Regions from separate parts of the Homo sapiens genome. Here region 2 is linked to region 1. The links are chromatin loops, found by intact Hi-C in ENCODE. Cell type or tissue: ovary. All regions are shown on one strand.

Region 1 (8,000 bases):
AAAAAGCTTCCCAGGTGATTCTGATACTCAATCAGGTTTGGGAATCACTGTCTAAGGGAATGTGATTTATGTGGATCAAAAGAAGAAAGAGAGAGATTGCACCATATGGTATGTTAACTCTTTAATTTCATTTTAAAGGTAGTGTCAGAGAAAGAGTTTCTATATCATCAGTATACGTAATATTACTGAAAACATGCCTACAACTTTGTTCATGTGAAATATGGCAATAATTTATATTTACCTTGGAATGGAGGGAGGAAGGGTGTTTGTAAGGTTGTATAACTGAGTAATTAAAACATTCTGGCATTGGTGCAGAGATAGATATCTAGACTGACAGATCATAGTAAAGAGCACAGAAACAGATCCAAGCATAGGTGAAACTTTGGTTTATCCTAGGGTTGGCCATAGATCAATGGGCAGGATGGCATTGTGCAATGGGCTACCTATATTGAGGGGGAAATAAGATGAACAGTTAGCAGAGTGCCTGATACTTATTGGGCATTCAGATTTTTGGTTTAAGAGAGCAACTGCTTAAAAAAAACAGTCCCTTGAGTTCTACTTTTCTAACTTTCTACGGTCAGGTGCCTTCATTAACTGGGCCTTCTCTTCCTCTTCCTCCTCCTTCACCTTTCGTTAAATGTTTGTGTTTGCCTTGATTCTTTCTTTTCTTTTTCTTTTTTTTTGAGATGGAGTCTCACTCTGTCACCAGGCTGGAGTGCAGTGGTGTGATCTTGGCTCACTGCAACCTCTGCCTCCCGGGTTCAAGCAATTCTCCTGCCTCAGCCTCCCAAGTAGCTGGGACTACAGACACTTGCCACCATGCCCAGCTAATTTTGTATTTTTAATAGACACGAGTTTCCACCATGTTGGCCAGGATGGTCTCGATCTCCTGACCTCGTGATCCACCCACCTCGGTCTCCCAAAGTGCTGGGATTACAGTCGTGAGCCACCGCGCCCGGCCTGCCTTGATTCTTTTCTTGGTTGTCTTCCATTTTCTTCACACTCTACCTGCTCTCCTGGGTGATCTTATCCATTCTCATGACTGACCACCAAAGACAAAAAGAAACCCTAAGTCTTTTCTTTCTAGTGGAGGATTTTGTCCCAAATTCTGAATTCATATTTCCAAAGCTGAAGGTATCTGAAAGGCATCTTACATTTATTATCTTCTCTCAATGCTTTTTCTACTGTAATTACAATGCAAGTTAATGAAATCACTATCCAACCAGTTTTCCAAGGTAGAAACATGTAAGACCAACTTAACTTGGTCTTCTCCTTGTCAACCGACCACCAAGTCCTATAATTTATACCTCAAAAATATCTCTTAACAACTCTCCATCCCTGTTACCCCTGCCTTAGCTCAAGTTCTCACCATTCTTCCCTCTACAATTGCAGGTCTCCAATCTGGTCTCCCTCCTTTCCATCTCTGGAAGGATGGAAAATACATTTCACAATCTTCCAATGTAGAATGATGTGCTTAAAATCAAATTAGTAAAAAAAGAAAAAAATCAAGTCATGTCTGCCACTCCCCTTCTTAAAGGGCTGGTGGATTATGAAAGCCTACACAATAAAGTCCAGATTTCTTATTTGGCAAATGATGATAATAATAGCAATAGCATACAAATGCCTATTTCACATATGAGCAAACTGAGGACCAAAAAGGTTAAATATCTTTCCAAAGGTGAAGCTGGGATTTGAACCTAGACTAAATCCAAATGAAGACCATACTCAATTCAAATGTCACTTCCCTGACCTAATGTAGGTGTTTACAGATTTTTCCCTCCAGATAAGCTGTGAACTCCCCAAGGACAGGAATGGCATCTTATTCATCTTTGTGTCTCAAGTGTCTAGAGTGTGTGACACAGAAAGGGTGCTTAGTATATGCTTGTTTTCATAAAGTGGATGAAGGAACAGAGAAAGGAAAGGAGTCAACGAAATGAGTGAGGTGGTTTTAAGAACATGATGCTTTTAAAAAATACTTGAAGAATTGTTGTGTAGAAAGGCTTTATTTTCCTTAGAGTAGGGACGCTTCACCTGAACTCCATGAATGAGTTTAGGGAATGCATCTTTCTAGGATGAGAGTACATACTTTCACAAGTCTCACAAAGCTATCCGTGATCCAAAATAAAAATGTGTAGAAACCTTGGCTGGTTGTGGTGACTCATGCCTGGAATCCCAGCACTTTGGGAAGTCAAGGTGAGAGGACTGCTTAGGCCCAGGAGTTTGAGACCAGCCTGGGTGATACAGGGAGACACTGTCTTTCCAAAAACAAACAAACAAACAACAAAAAACCCACACACAAAAACACACAAATAACAAAAAACTTAAAAATTAGCTGGGCATGGTGGTGTACACCTGTACCCCCAGCTACTCGAGAGGCTGAGGTGAGAAGATCACCTGAGCCCATGAGATTGAGGTAGCAGTGAGCCATGATTACATCATTGCACTCCAGCCTGGGCAGCAGAGCAATACCCTGTCTCAAAAAAATACAATAATAAAATAAAATAAAATCTTTACAACAAAATATTGAAAGCTCTGAATTGGTGGATGCATTCAAGCAGAGGCCAGAAAAACATACTCAGAGATACAAAGGAAGGAATTTCCACAGAATTTAGAAGGGCTGAAGACTAGGCTAAAATAATATCCACATTCCATCAATCTCTGTCAGTCTGTAATTCTAAGATGCAATCCATAACAAATTTGTCTTTTCTCCTTCTTCTTCTTCTTTTTTTTTTTGAAATGGAGTTTTGCTCTGTCACCAAGCTGGAGTGCGGTGGCGCGATCTTGGCTCACTCCAACCTCTGCCTCCCGGGTTCAAGCAATTCTGCTGCCTCAGCCTCCTGAGTAGCTGGGACTACAGGTGCCCGCCACCACACCTAGCTAATTTTTGTATTTTTAGTAGAGACAGGGTTTCACCACGTTAGCCAGGGTGGTCTCAATCTCTTGACCTCGTGATCCGCCCACCTTAGCCTCCCAAAGTGCTGGGATTACAGGCGTGAGCCACTGCACCTGGCCTTTTTTTTTTTTTTTTAATCTTTACAAAGAGTTTGATCCTTTCAGAAGTATCAGGGCATCGCATCTTTCTCAGTCTGTTTCCTTTACCTTTCCAGGTACTAACCACTAACAATCATCTGTAGGTTTCTTTGCATTTCTTAGCAAACAACTCACATGTAAATTCTGTTGACATCTACAGGCACTGGCAATTCCTGCTTCTCACATCAGCTCTCCTCCTTACCTGTTGTGTAGCCTGACTGTTCATTTATCACTTTTCTTGCTTCCTAGGTTATCTAGATTTTAGTTTACATTGAACAAAACTTTGAAGCATGAAGTACAGAAATAATTGTTCTGTAGACTTAATTGCCTCTAATAAATTGACCCTTTATTGGGTCCATTTTCCTTTTCCCCTCAAAGACATTTAGTTATTCCATAATTGCTGTTGACATAACAAAAACTTTCAAAAATATTTATATTGCTACTCTCCAAAAGATAGTAATAAAACAAGAGTTCACTTTCATGATATGTAGAAGTTCTTCCTAGTAACTTTTCCCCATATATATTTCATTATTTGCATCTCCAAGTGATTAAAAGGATGCAGTACATTTTAAAGGATAGATTTGGACAAATGTGGACGTTATTCAGAAAATAATAATATAATTGTTTATCATTTTGTGCACATCCTCAAGTTATTGTACCTTTACTTAGAAATATAACAAATATTTGTAGTTTTTTTATTAAGAACAGCCATTGGAATCAAGATTAAATAAATAATTTTTGTTTGGTAATATATATTAAATTTTATGTTTTGTTACTAAGGAACAGTTTAAGACTTTTGCCCCATTTCACATATTCAGACTTTCATGATCACCCTTTCAAAATGATAAGTCAGGTCTAAAATGGATTAACCTTCCTGTTTCTCAGTGTGAGAAGTAATGAGTGAGGCAAATGTAAATTACTTTTATTGTTTTTATTGGCACAAGTCAAAGAAAATGCATCAAAAAGAACATCAACTCTGAAGGAGTAAGTTGGTTTCCTATTTCAGCCAATACTTGCTGCCATCTGCTGGCCTAAACGGAAAGCTGCAAGGAATGGACAGCTGTGTAGAGGGAGTTGGATCAGGTTTGTGCCAGAGCATTTACATAGGGCAGGGAGGAGTTAATTACCCAGAATTGTCCTTTTAGAAATACTGTCCACCCCAGCTTCAGAGCCAGCACTTTCTGACTGGCAAAGAGAAGAAGAGGGTAGATGGTTGATGGCTATCTGTCCCCAGAGTAATAAGTATTTGCCGTGGTCTAAGAGTCTGGTGATGGGCACCTTTATTTCAAGCTCCACCTTCCTTACGCTGGTTTGCAAAGCAATAGAGTGCATTTCTTATTGTGTGGCATAACATTTCCTAAAATGTTGTCTCAAGGAAAACTCTCTCTCCTTGGTCAGTGGTTGAAGGTTAGGTACAAATTGCAACATTCAGACACAGAATTTTGAAATATGTGGGTGTTGATTCTAAAATAAGGAAAGGCCGGGCGCGGTGGCTCACACCTGTAATCTCAGCACTTTCGGAGGCCAAGGCAGGTGGATCGCTTGAGACCAGGAGTTCAAGACCAGCCTGGCCAACATGGAGAAACCCTGTCTCTACTAAAAATACAAAAATTAGCTTGGCGTGGTGATGCATGCCTGTTATCCGAGCTACCTGGGAGGCTGAGGCAGGAGAATTGCTTGAACCCAGGAGGTGGAGGTTGCAATGAGCCGAGATTGCACCACTGCACTCCAGCCTGGGCGACAGACAGAGATTCTGTCTCAAAATAAAAATAAAGGAAATAAAATAATACAAGAGTTGGCACAAAAATCTGAATTATGCCTCAGATATGCTTCTTACAGTTTGACCAAAGATTTGAAGGGTTCATGCTGATACATGGAAGAGGAGCATTCTCAGCAGATGGAACAGATAGTACAAAAGCCCTGTAGTGGAAGGACTGGCGCATGTTCAAAGGATAGCTGTAGGATAGTGTGGCTGAAGCAGAGTGAGCCAATGTAGAGCAGGTCATTGCTTCTCTTGGAAAATGGGAACATCAGAACACAGTGGGCTCCATTCCCACATTGCTGGGGCAGAATATGGCTGAGCCTATTAGGTGAGACATGAGCTTCCCTGCTCAGCGCCGTTCCCATCACTTCCTGTTATCTCCCCACACAAAGCCAGAGGGTCAGTTGTCATTAACCATCTTTGCCATATATATATGTGTGTGTGTGTGTGCGTGTATATATGTATATGTATATATATGCATATATATACATATATATGCATATATATGTAGAGAAAACTCTATATACACATATATACACACACATATTTGTGTATATATATACACACACACACACACACACACATATATGTAGAGACTTTTCTTTTAACCTATGTGAGACAGAGCCTGCTCTGGCACACCCCTCTTTTCTTTTTAGTGACTGACATATCTTTTATCAGGGGATGGCATGGACCCAGTTAAAACTTATATTTTCCTTTATCCCTTGTAGATAGTAATGACCAACGACATATATGTGGAAGTTTATGGGCAGGACATCAGGAAAGATTCTTTTAAAATGGCTGACTCAGCTGCAAGCATTCTTTTATTCCCCCTTCCTTCCATTACTTCCTAAATAAAGAGCAGACATGATAGCAGGGGCTTTAGTAGCTATTTTGGATCCTACACTGACCTAAGGATGGAGGTCAAGGGCTCAACATGGTGAAGAAGATAGAACAAACCCAAATCTCTGATAACCATGGAGCTAATATACCAGCTCTGGACTGTCTCCAATAGAACTCCTTCTTCTTTTCTTCCTCCTCCTCCTCCTCCTTCTCCTCCTTCTTTCTTCTTCTTTGAGAGGGAAAAAAATCAATCCTTATCTTATTTAAGCCATATATTTGGGTTTTCTGTTAAAAACAGCTAAATTCAATCTTGCCTGATAAATCACAACTTTAACAAGACTGGGACAAAGAGAGGCAGACTGGGAAGCCTGTGTCTTCTTATAAAAATGTATGACTTTGTATAAGCATGAAGTCTATTTCTCTTTTTTTTTTTTTTTTTTTTTTTGATGAAGTCTCACTTATCGCCCAGGCTGGAGTGCAATGGCTTGATATCAGCTCACTGCAACCTCTGCCTCCTGGGTTCAAGCAATTCTCCTGCCTCAGCCTCCTGAGTAGCTGGGATTACATGCAGGTGCCACCACACCCGGCTAATTTTTGTGTTTTTAGTAGAGACGAGGTTTCACCATGTTGGCCAGGATAGTCTCGATCTCTTGACCTCGTGATCTGCCGCCCTCAGCCTCCCAAAGTGCTGAGATTACAGGCGTGAGCCACTGGGCCCAGCCCTAAAACATAGTTTCTGGATCAATTTGCTTATTAGTCTCCCTGTCTCCAGCCTCGTCTCCATACAACCTGTTATCGTTCCTTTCTTCTGGGTGATTTTTCTAAAATTTAAGTCTAATTACTTAGGGACCCCAGGCCTGATAAAACACCATGTCTAGAATTTTCTTCCTCGCTCTCTTTGCCTGGGTAACAGCTAATGTATTGTCTGGGATTGGTTTATGTCACCTCCTCCAGGAAGTCCTTCCTGACACAACAAGTGTGAGTTGGTTCATCTTCCCTTTTACTCCCTTTGCTCTCTCTATTCCTCCACATGTCATGCAACATTAGGGATGATCATTGCTTGATTAGATGACATTTCTCAGTAAATTGTAGGCTTCACGAGAGCTATGCTGTTCACCATTTATTCTCAGAGCCCGGCACATCGTAGGTGCTCTATAAGTATTTTTTGAATGAACGGATGATAGATGGGTGGATGAATTCAAGAGCCTAATTAGCTCTTCATATGGAAGTAGCCGGGCTTACGTGGAGATAATCAGGTTATGAAAGAATCTAGATAACCACAGAAACAGAGGAGGAGGAAGATCAAGGATAAGGTACCTCTAATTAGGAAACCTTTTCACTTCTGAAGATTCTTTTAGGAAAACTGGTAAGTAGAAAGAGAGATTGAAGATTGAGGAGGCCAGGAGCAGTGGCTCACACCAGTAATCCCAACACTTTGGGAGGCCAAGGCAAGTTGATCACCTGAGGTCAGGAGTTCGAGACCAGCCTGGCCAACATGGCAAAATCATGTCTCTACTAAAAATACAAAAATTAGCTGGGCGTGATGGCGGTCACGTGTAATCCCAGCTACTCAGGAGGCTGAGGCAGGAAAATAATTTGAACCCTGGAGGCGGAGGTTGCAGTGAGCCGAGATAGCACCACTGCACTCCAGCCTGGGTGACAGAGTGAGGCTCCATCTCAAAAAAAAAAAAAAAAAAGAAAAGAAAAAGAAAAAGAAGATGGAGGAAACAGAGTATTCCTATTCCAATAATTAAATACCATTCTTCACTTCACTGACTGTTCTAAACACTCAAACATTAAATAAGAACCAACTAACAGTAGAAATAAGATAGGAAAATCCAACAATGCAAGCAACATACCAGATTCAGCAGTGTGGATGGGGTCGGATGCAGAACAAAGAACAGGAGACATACAATGTAGTTCTATTTGCATTAGCCTAATGTTCTTCTTTGCAGGTTAAAGTCTCATTCATTCATTTATACCATAATGAACTGTCTACAATGTACCAAGGACTTGCTTTGAGGAAAAGTGAAAAGGTTTTTTTAAATTACAGTTTCAAATACAAGGGAGGCAATATGTTACATTTCCCTAAGATTCATCATAGAGCCTATTAATTCAGTTTTTGAATGAATCTACTGAATTTTTATATGTTGAAAAGCACAAAATTTCTGGTATTTACTAGTGCAAATAAAAAATAAGCCATTAAGCTCAGGCAGGTGGATCAGTTGAGGCCAGGAGTTCAAGACCAGCCTGGCTAACATGGTGAAACCCCATCTCTACTAAAAATACAAAAATTAGCTGGGCATGGTGCACATGCCAGCTACTCGGGAGGCTGAGGCATGAGAATTGCCTGAACCTGGGAGGCAGA
Region 2 (8,000 bases), 390 kb before region 1:
CCTGCTTCAAGTCTGCAAACCTTTGTCATGGAAGCAAAATGGATGTTTCACGCCAAGTGTGAGAAAGCCTCCATCACCAGGGACAGGGGGGTGCCTTGATGCTTGATGCTGTTCCCCACCCACCCTGCCCGTGCCCTGCCCCCCCGTGATACTTAAACTGCAGTATTTGCAGCATTTTTGGGGGGCTGGAATAGCCAATGCAAGCAAAGTGTTTAATCAGTATTAATCTCCCAGAATGTCACTGTTACCAGCTATCAATCTGCATAAATTCTACTGCAAAACTTTAGGAAGAAATGCTATTCAGAGCAAATGATGCATCAAATTCAAACAGGCCATCAAGACTGCTAATGGATTTTAATAGCAGCTATTACAGCATAATAGTATTTTCCCAACAGCTGTTTGTTGATACAATTCTGCATTTACAGGACCTTTATATCCAATCCCAGGAGATGGCTCACCATTCATTTATAATCATTTGGTTCCACCTACAAACAAATGCTACTTTATTTGCATTTGGAGATTGTGAATGGTCTGCAGATCTGACCTACTCCCACCTCATTCAATGAAACCAGCAGCGAATATTACAAGCTAGATTAATTAGTTAATATTTAGATGTACTAACTACTGCCAGAAAAATACTGTCAACTGGCAAACTCAAAGAGAAGCTTTTTTTGATTGCTTGGCTGCATTCTGAGTCATGTTAGTTTTGAAAACTGCTTTTTACTCGTATGTAAATGAGTAAAGGGCCTAAACTAGGATTCAGACTGAAATTTCAGAAACTAAAGCATCTATAAACCATTCTAAGTTTTTCTGCTTGAGATGACTAATATTAGAGAATGCCAATAAATCACTGCCAGAGTGAAGGGCTCAACTGGTAATAATTGCGATAATAACTGAAGTGAGGAAGAATTTATTAATGAAGCTCAAAGCTTTGTTTCTTGTGGAATGGTCAAGAGATTACAACAGGCCAGGCATGGTGGCTCATACCTGTAACTCCAGCATTTTGGGAAGCAGAGGCAGGGAATCACTCGAGACCAGCCTGGGTAACATGGAGAAATCCCATCTCTACAAAAATTAGCTGTACATGGTGGCATGCATCTATAGTTCCAGTGACTCAGGAAGCTGAGGCAGGAGGATCCCTGGGCCCCACCCAAAAAAAGAGAGATTAGAATAGATCCCGAAAGTCTTAGTGCAGTTTTAAGCTTTAATGACTTCAGAAACATGCATACTAAAAACTTACATAAAACATCATTTGAAAGTTTGTTTTCATTCCTTTTATACTGATTTAGTTCTGTGAATTAAAAAATTTTTTAAATAATAATTTTTTCTTCTGGTTAACCTTTGCTATCTTCAATCAGGAGACTATAACAAAATAGAAAGTTCAAAATACATTATTCAAAACTTATAAAACTAATAGAGTAAAAGAGATGAAAATAACTAAACTTCCAAAAGCAGCGTTTTGTAAGCTTATAGTATTTCTATATCTGACAGTATTAACGCATAAAACTGCACTGAGGCTTTTGGGACCAACTGTGTAGAACTTAAATAAATGCAAACTTGGTGAAACTAAGAAGTAATGCTGAAGTCACCCTCCTGTCCAGCCATGGGTGGTATGGTTCTTAAAGGAATCTGCATGCATAACTCCTAGTATTTTCAGTCCAGGAGGTGCTGAGGGGTTTCCTTGCTTAGTGCTGCAGAGAGTTGCAGAAGAATCAAGTGGGAATAACAATGATAGGAAATAATTGCTCTGTTGAATCAGGGTGTCTGGTTGTTATATCTTTAAAAAAATTTTTTTTTTTTTTTTTTAGACAGAGTCTCACTGTCAGTTAGGATGGAGTGCAGCACCGTGATACTAGCTCACTGCAGTCTCAAGCCTCAAGGGCTGCTCCCGCCTCAGCCTCCTGAGTAGCTGGGACTACAGGCAAGCATCACAATGCCCAGATGAATCACGGTGTTTGGAAAGGATGCAGGCATTTTCTACCCCACAGAACTTTACAATCCATACAAGCATTTCTCTCTACATTATCACATTTAACCCTCAACACAATCTGGATAGGTGGATAAGAAGGCTGAAACCACAGGAAATTTTTGTGATGGGTCCAGGAAAAAAAAAATTACGGGTAGCAAATGGCTGTGAATTTAAAGTCAAAGCTTCTGATCCTTTTCTATTCCATGATCACCCTTGACCAGGGGAACTGGTCCAGGCAACGTAGTCTAGGAGGGGCTCAGGGGGTTCAGACAGGAGCAGATCAGAAGGTGGCAAATAGGGACAAGAACCTAAGGTCTGCTCTGCTCCAGTGCAAAGCAGGTGTTTGCTGGAGAAGCAGACTTCATACTGGAAGAAACAAGCCCCTTTTAGCTGGTGGCCACTGAGCTGACTGAGTTACAGTCCCCTCGAGGTAGAGTGTTCAGCCACAGAAGCCTTGCCTGCTCACCTCCCCGTCTGGGTCTCCCTCCCTGGAGACCACCATTTGAGGTGTAATGGAAATAGTGCATTTGATGCCTGCCTCTGTCACAGAGTTTTTGTGTGACTGTGAACTCATACTTACCTCTGATACAAACAGGAAGCAGGGAGATACTGGGTAGAAGAGGGCAGTTCCCTTACCCCACCCTCAATCCTGGAAACCCGTATCCCTAAATGGGAATAAGCATTCCTGTTTTCACACCCAAATGTTGCCTTTTGGCCCACCACGCCCTGCTATCCTGTGCCCACACAGACCCCAAACCCCAGGCTCCATGAGCAGATGAGCAGAAGAGCAGAGGGACAGCAGAAGAGCAGCGTGGCAGAGAAGGAGAGAAGAAAAGGAGTGTCTGAACATCGAGAGGACTTTGGCTGGGGTCATTTGGAGAGGAGAGTGGCTGAACTCCAGGGGAAGATCATCTTCCCACTCCATTCCCTTTCCAGCTCCCCATCCATCCTGCTGAAAGCCATCTTCGTCTGGCAATAAAATCCCCCACATTTACCATCTTTCAATTTATCCATGTGGCCTGATTCTTCCTGGATGCTGGACAAGAACCCAGGTACCAAGAGGGCACTGAGCTGGTTAACACTTAAGCCATCTGTGGACTGCAGAGTTAAAAGAGCACTGTAGCATGCCCACTGGGGCTTTGGGAGTCACAGGCACCCAGCCCTAGATGCTACCACGGGGCCGGAGCCCAGAAGCACTCGCCCTGGCTCCTGCACCTGCCCATCTGCGTGCTCCTCCTCCCATAAGGGGTTTGAGCACACAGCTGCCAAACAGATGAGCCACACCCCTGTCACACGTCCTGCGAGGGCAGTCAGGGAATTCTCCAGTTTCACTTCCTTTGTACACTAACATAATAATAGTTATCCCCTACAATTTAAATAAATTAGTTTAAAAAGCTGGTGCACTTGGCAAAGAGCTTGTCCATTGGCTCTAATCTGGCTCCTTGGTGTAGAAACAGGGCTGCCTTCCTCTTCCCTGGGTACCTGGCAGTTGGGGTCTGTTGATGGTACTGCAACCTGAGCACCCGGCACACAGCAGGCACTCCGTATATGTTTCTGAATGAATGGATGGATATCAAAACCATACTCACATTTTCTCCATCACACACCAGCTACTTCCCTGGTACCCTTTTGTCCATTACTGATGCTATAGGATATTATTTCTATCATTTTCTTTTCCTCATCACCTAGGGCAGATATTTTGGAGTCACCCTTGATATCACTGCTCCCCCATATCAGTACCAAAGATTCTTCTCTTTTTCTCTAATCTACTTTTTCCCTTCTTACTTTAATAATTCCAGGTCACATGCTTATGACTTGTATCCAAAACCATTAGAATAACCTCACTGCTCTTCCTGACATCTGTTTACCCTGCATTAGTCCACACTACATGCTGCATCCAGATTAATCATCCTAACTATGACCATGATTTTAGCCAAAAGCCCCCCAAAAGGAACAGGTATCACAGTATTCCACATCACAGCCACGTCCTACCTCTCCACCCTCATCTTCTATGTGTCCTTCTAGACTCACTCTACTTCAACCAAGCCGAAAACCCTGGCTCTCTACATGCATCTTAGATTTACTGCATTCATGCCTAGCAAGAAACCTGTACATGTCCAGACTCGGGCCGGGCGCGGTGACCTGTAATCCCAGCACTTTGGGAGGTGGAGGTGGGTGGATCACTTGAGGCCAGAAGTTCGAGACCAGCCTGGCCAACACTGCGAAACTCCATCTCTATTAAAAATACAAAAATTAGCCGGGTGCGGTGGCCCATGCCTGTAGTCCCAGCTACTTGGGAGGCTGAGGCACGAGAATTGCTTGAACCCAGGAGGCAGAGGTTGCGGTGAGCCGAGATCACACCACTGCACTCCGGCCTGGGTGACAGACTGAGACTCTGTCTCAAAAAAAAAAAAAAAAAAATACTCAACAGAGGTTTGCTGAATTTAATCCAACCAAATTTAATAGAATTGCCTGAATCTTTATGCTGAAAAATGAATCTGAATTAGAAGCCTCATTTGGGGAGTTTAAATCTACCTCATGCCTTTCTTCCTCCTCCACCATTGGTCCTGTCTTCTGTGAGATTGCTGCCCCATCTTTTTTTTTCTTGAGTCATAATACACAAACTGGTCAGAAGTGGAACACACCATCAAGGAAGGGGTGATGCATCTGTGAGGAACAGTCACCTATATTTGTGTAAGTCAGACAATTCTCATTTGATAAAATGGTGTCGACAAAAATTAATCATCTATATACCTCAAGTCTATGTTTAGGGGCCTTTAATCCCCAAATAACAAAAGACTTAGTCAATTTAATTTGTAAGAATTCTACTTTTGTAGACCTGAACTGGATACAATTTTATCTCTGGACATCAAAGCCCGGGGTCAAATGATTGCTTTTCTCTTTTGCTGGGAGTTTTTGTTGTCATGTTTTATACTTTAGACATTTTACTTTTGGTCACTAGGTGGCTCTGAATTTCCATTAGAAAGTGAAAGTCTTTAGAAAACACTGGAAAACATACATAATTTTCACCAAATAATTTTAAAATACTTCATTCAACAATGATTGACTTGAGAATATTAATCAAAGTTTATCAAAAGACCCATAAACTCCAAATAGCACTCTGTCAATCTATCTTATGTAGATTTTGAGATAGATTATTTATAGCTTTACATGAATTATAGCTTTTGCATTGGTTATAGGTACAATTTTTAAATGATTCATAAACTCTGTTCCAAATAATGCCACTCTGGAGCTATATCATATTATGTATCATGTATGGTCAAACAACTGGGTCCGTCATATTTAAAAGACAACTTCAAAATACTGTCATATAACTTTAATGGCTTTAAAGTCTTTCCTAAGTGTACTTTAGCAGCCTCCAATGCATCTGGTGCCAACTCTGAAATCATTTTTAAGGTTAGCAATTTTAAACAAAAAGAATGGTTAGAACAAGGACCTTTAGCCAGTTTGGAAGTCACCAACAGTTTCCTTCTGTTGTTGGAAAAAGTGATTTCTTTGCCCTGAGTTCTACAACAACCATTAAATGTGCTGCATTTGACTCCTGTAAAGATTTAACTTTTTTCCAAATCTTTAATGACAATACTCTCTGTTATTTCATCAAAAAGTGTGTTAACATAGGAAGCAGTGATCCAAAGTCATTTCCGGATAACCTATTAATAAGGGAGGCAGGAATGGCGGTTGCAGAAATGTGCGCAGAGAGAGCAACTACCATGGGAATAATCCAGATGGCGGTCTGCTTGGCTCGAACTTTCTGGAAGAGGCCCATCTTTAAAATGCTTAATACCACTTTTTACTATAGATTCCACACATGTTCATTTCTTAACAAACTCTGAGAGAGGTGGTGAGATACTCTTGCAGTAATTTTACCCCCAGCCCCCTGGACCATCCTTTTCAAACTCTCCAAACTCTCCACGTTTCTTTTTACATGTTCAAAATGCAGGCAGTGTAGAATGACTGTCTGTGGCTCCTCCAGTCCTAGCTCTTGTATGGAGGCGGAGGTCCCTACATACACGACCACATGAGATTGAGCTCCAGAGTCAGGCCCTTCGCCATGAGCATGGCTGTGGACACGTAAGGAGCCTCAGTGGCTCCACAACTTGGCAATCTTAATCCAAACAAACCAGGTAAAACGTTTTTAGTTGGACTCAAGATAAATCCCAGGCAGAGCAATCCTCAAAAGAAACCAGCAAACTGGATATTTGGTTTCTGATTTACAATTTTTTTAAAACAGACAAAATAGCTTCCTTCACTCCCCACTGTGTCTTTGGCTCCAACCTCATTGAATGGTTGCCATTTCTGAGACACATCCTCTACCGCAAACCTGCACTCCTCCCACCTCGTGCACCATCTCCCCTTCTAGCTCCATCTGGCAATGTGTACTTTTCCTCAAGTCCTGTGTCAAACGATGTGAAGACTGAGGTCTTCTTCTGGTCGGGGCAGCATTATAGCATCATGACAAAAAGCCCAGGTGCTGCCTGCACTGGAAGTCAAGTCAATTACTGGTCATGAGATCTTGAGCAAGTTACTTAATTTCAGTTGCCACATCCATAAAATGGGATCATAGCAGGACTACTGGTGTCACAGAGTTACGTGAGGTTTAAATAAGTTACCTTAAAGGACTTAGTACAGTACCTGGTATACTATGTGGCTTAAGTATTAATAGGCTTTGCAGTAAGTGTAGTCATCTAAGTGAGCCATAACAAGCATAGGCGTGCTTCTGGGAGTGCTCACCCCAAGTCTGAATTAGACGCAACTACTCTCTACTCTCCTGGAGAAAACATACTCGTAATACCACTTCAAACACAAGCTGGTGGTGTACTTGCCCAGTTCTACCAATGAACTGGGATGACACAAAAGTAATGAACAGATGAAGTTTCATATCCCCCGTCCCCAAGAGAGGATCTGGTGTCGTCTATTTAGCTTCCTTGCCTCTCCTGTGCTCTCTGAGGACTGAGAGATTAAAAGCCACGTTGGTGGATACTGCAGAAGAGCAGGTGGGGAGGAGAATGGTATGGCAGTGACAGGAAGTGCTGGGAGGCCCAATATGGAGAAGGAGAGGGGTAGTGGGGAAGAGGGAGTGGGATAAAGGGCATGGGGAAGCATGGGGAAGAGGGAGCTTTCTTCTGTGTTTAGACAGTGAGAGGTGCCCATGAGTCAATAAATAAAAGAGGAAAGGAAATTTAATGAGTTGCCATGGACTAAGCACTTCGATTGAGTTACACTGTTTGAAAGATATTAGTAAAGATGGGAACTCACATTTGGACAAGACTTCACTAGAGGAGCACCTTAGGAATTGACCTGTGGATCTCAACTTCGTTAGGGTTAAAAGATTATTTGTTGGGCAAGGGTAGGACCAATAACCTCATTCACAATGCATTCATTGATTCGTTGATTCACAGAGCAAATACTTCTGAACAACTCCTGTGTTTCTGGCACTGTTCTAGGCACCAGTGATATAGGAGCCAACAAGACAGACATGTCACTGCTCTCATGGAGCTGCATTTCAGTGCATGGAGGCAGAAAACAAACAAACAAATAAATAAATAAATAAATAAATAAGATAATTTTTAATAGCAACGTGTCAACATAGTGTGACGGGAAGGAGCATGATGAGACAGAAGGAAGGTTTAAACTGGGAAATCTGAGAAATGGTATGGTTGTATGTGGGTTGGCATTCTTGCATGATGGGAGTGGCCACCTGCTTTCATATTCTGAAGTCAGAGTGTTCCAGACAGAAGAAATAGCAAGTGCCGAGAAGCTGGCATCAGAAAAACAGAGGGGAGATTTGTGTGGCTGCAGCCGAGGGAGACCAGGAAGATCTGCATGGTGGGAAGGACCTGATGATACAGAGGTCTGTAGGCCATGGGAATGGGTTTGGAATTTTATTCAAAGAGCTATGGGAAGTGACTAGAAGGTTTAAAGTTGGGGAAGAGGTTTTGTGTTTCTGTTATATTTGTGTTTTATACAAATTACTCTGGTTGCTGTGTTGATAGGACAGCAGAAGGGTAGG

Evidence for each region. Hi-C counts contacts between places; a loop is a spot of excess contacts. Peaks named below come from ENCODE experiments on the same cell type or tissue, not always from the same donor. Only the 100,000 strongest peaks of a DNase experiment are listed, where the experiment ranks them.
Region 2: it touches region 1 in a loop (3-fold over the local background); 13 of 110 quality-filtered maps call a loop at or near these places.

Annotation. Positions count from the first base shown.
Region 1 is chr9:77,146,898-77,154,897 of GRCh38, forward strand. No RefSeq gene overlaps it. Among named protein-coding and RNA genes, the nearest start is that of VPS13A, 27 kb to the right of the region's middle. In ovary, a CTCF peak has its summit at 4,087 (motif pointing left); no DNase peak of the experiment used is centred here.
Region 2 is chr9:76,756,715-76,764,714 of GRCh38, forward strand. All of the region lies in intron 6 of PRUNE2 (prune homolog 2 with BCH domain), which reads right to left. It overlaps PCA3 (prostate cancer associated 3), which reads left to right and starts at 7,724. Exons shown (of 4, transcript NR_132312.2): 1 at 7,724-7,841. In ovary, no CTCF peak of the experiment used is centred here; a DNase peak (open chromatin) is centred at 4,103.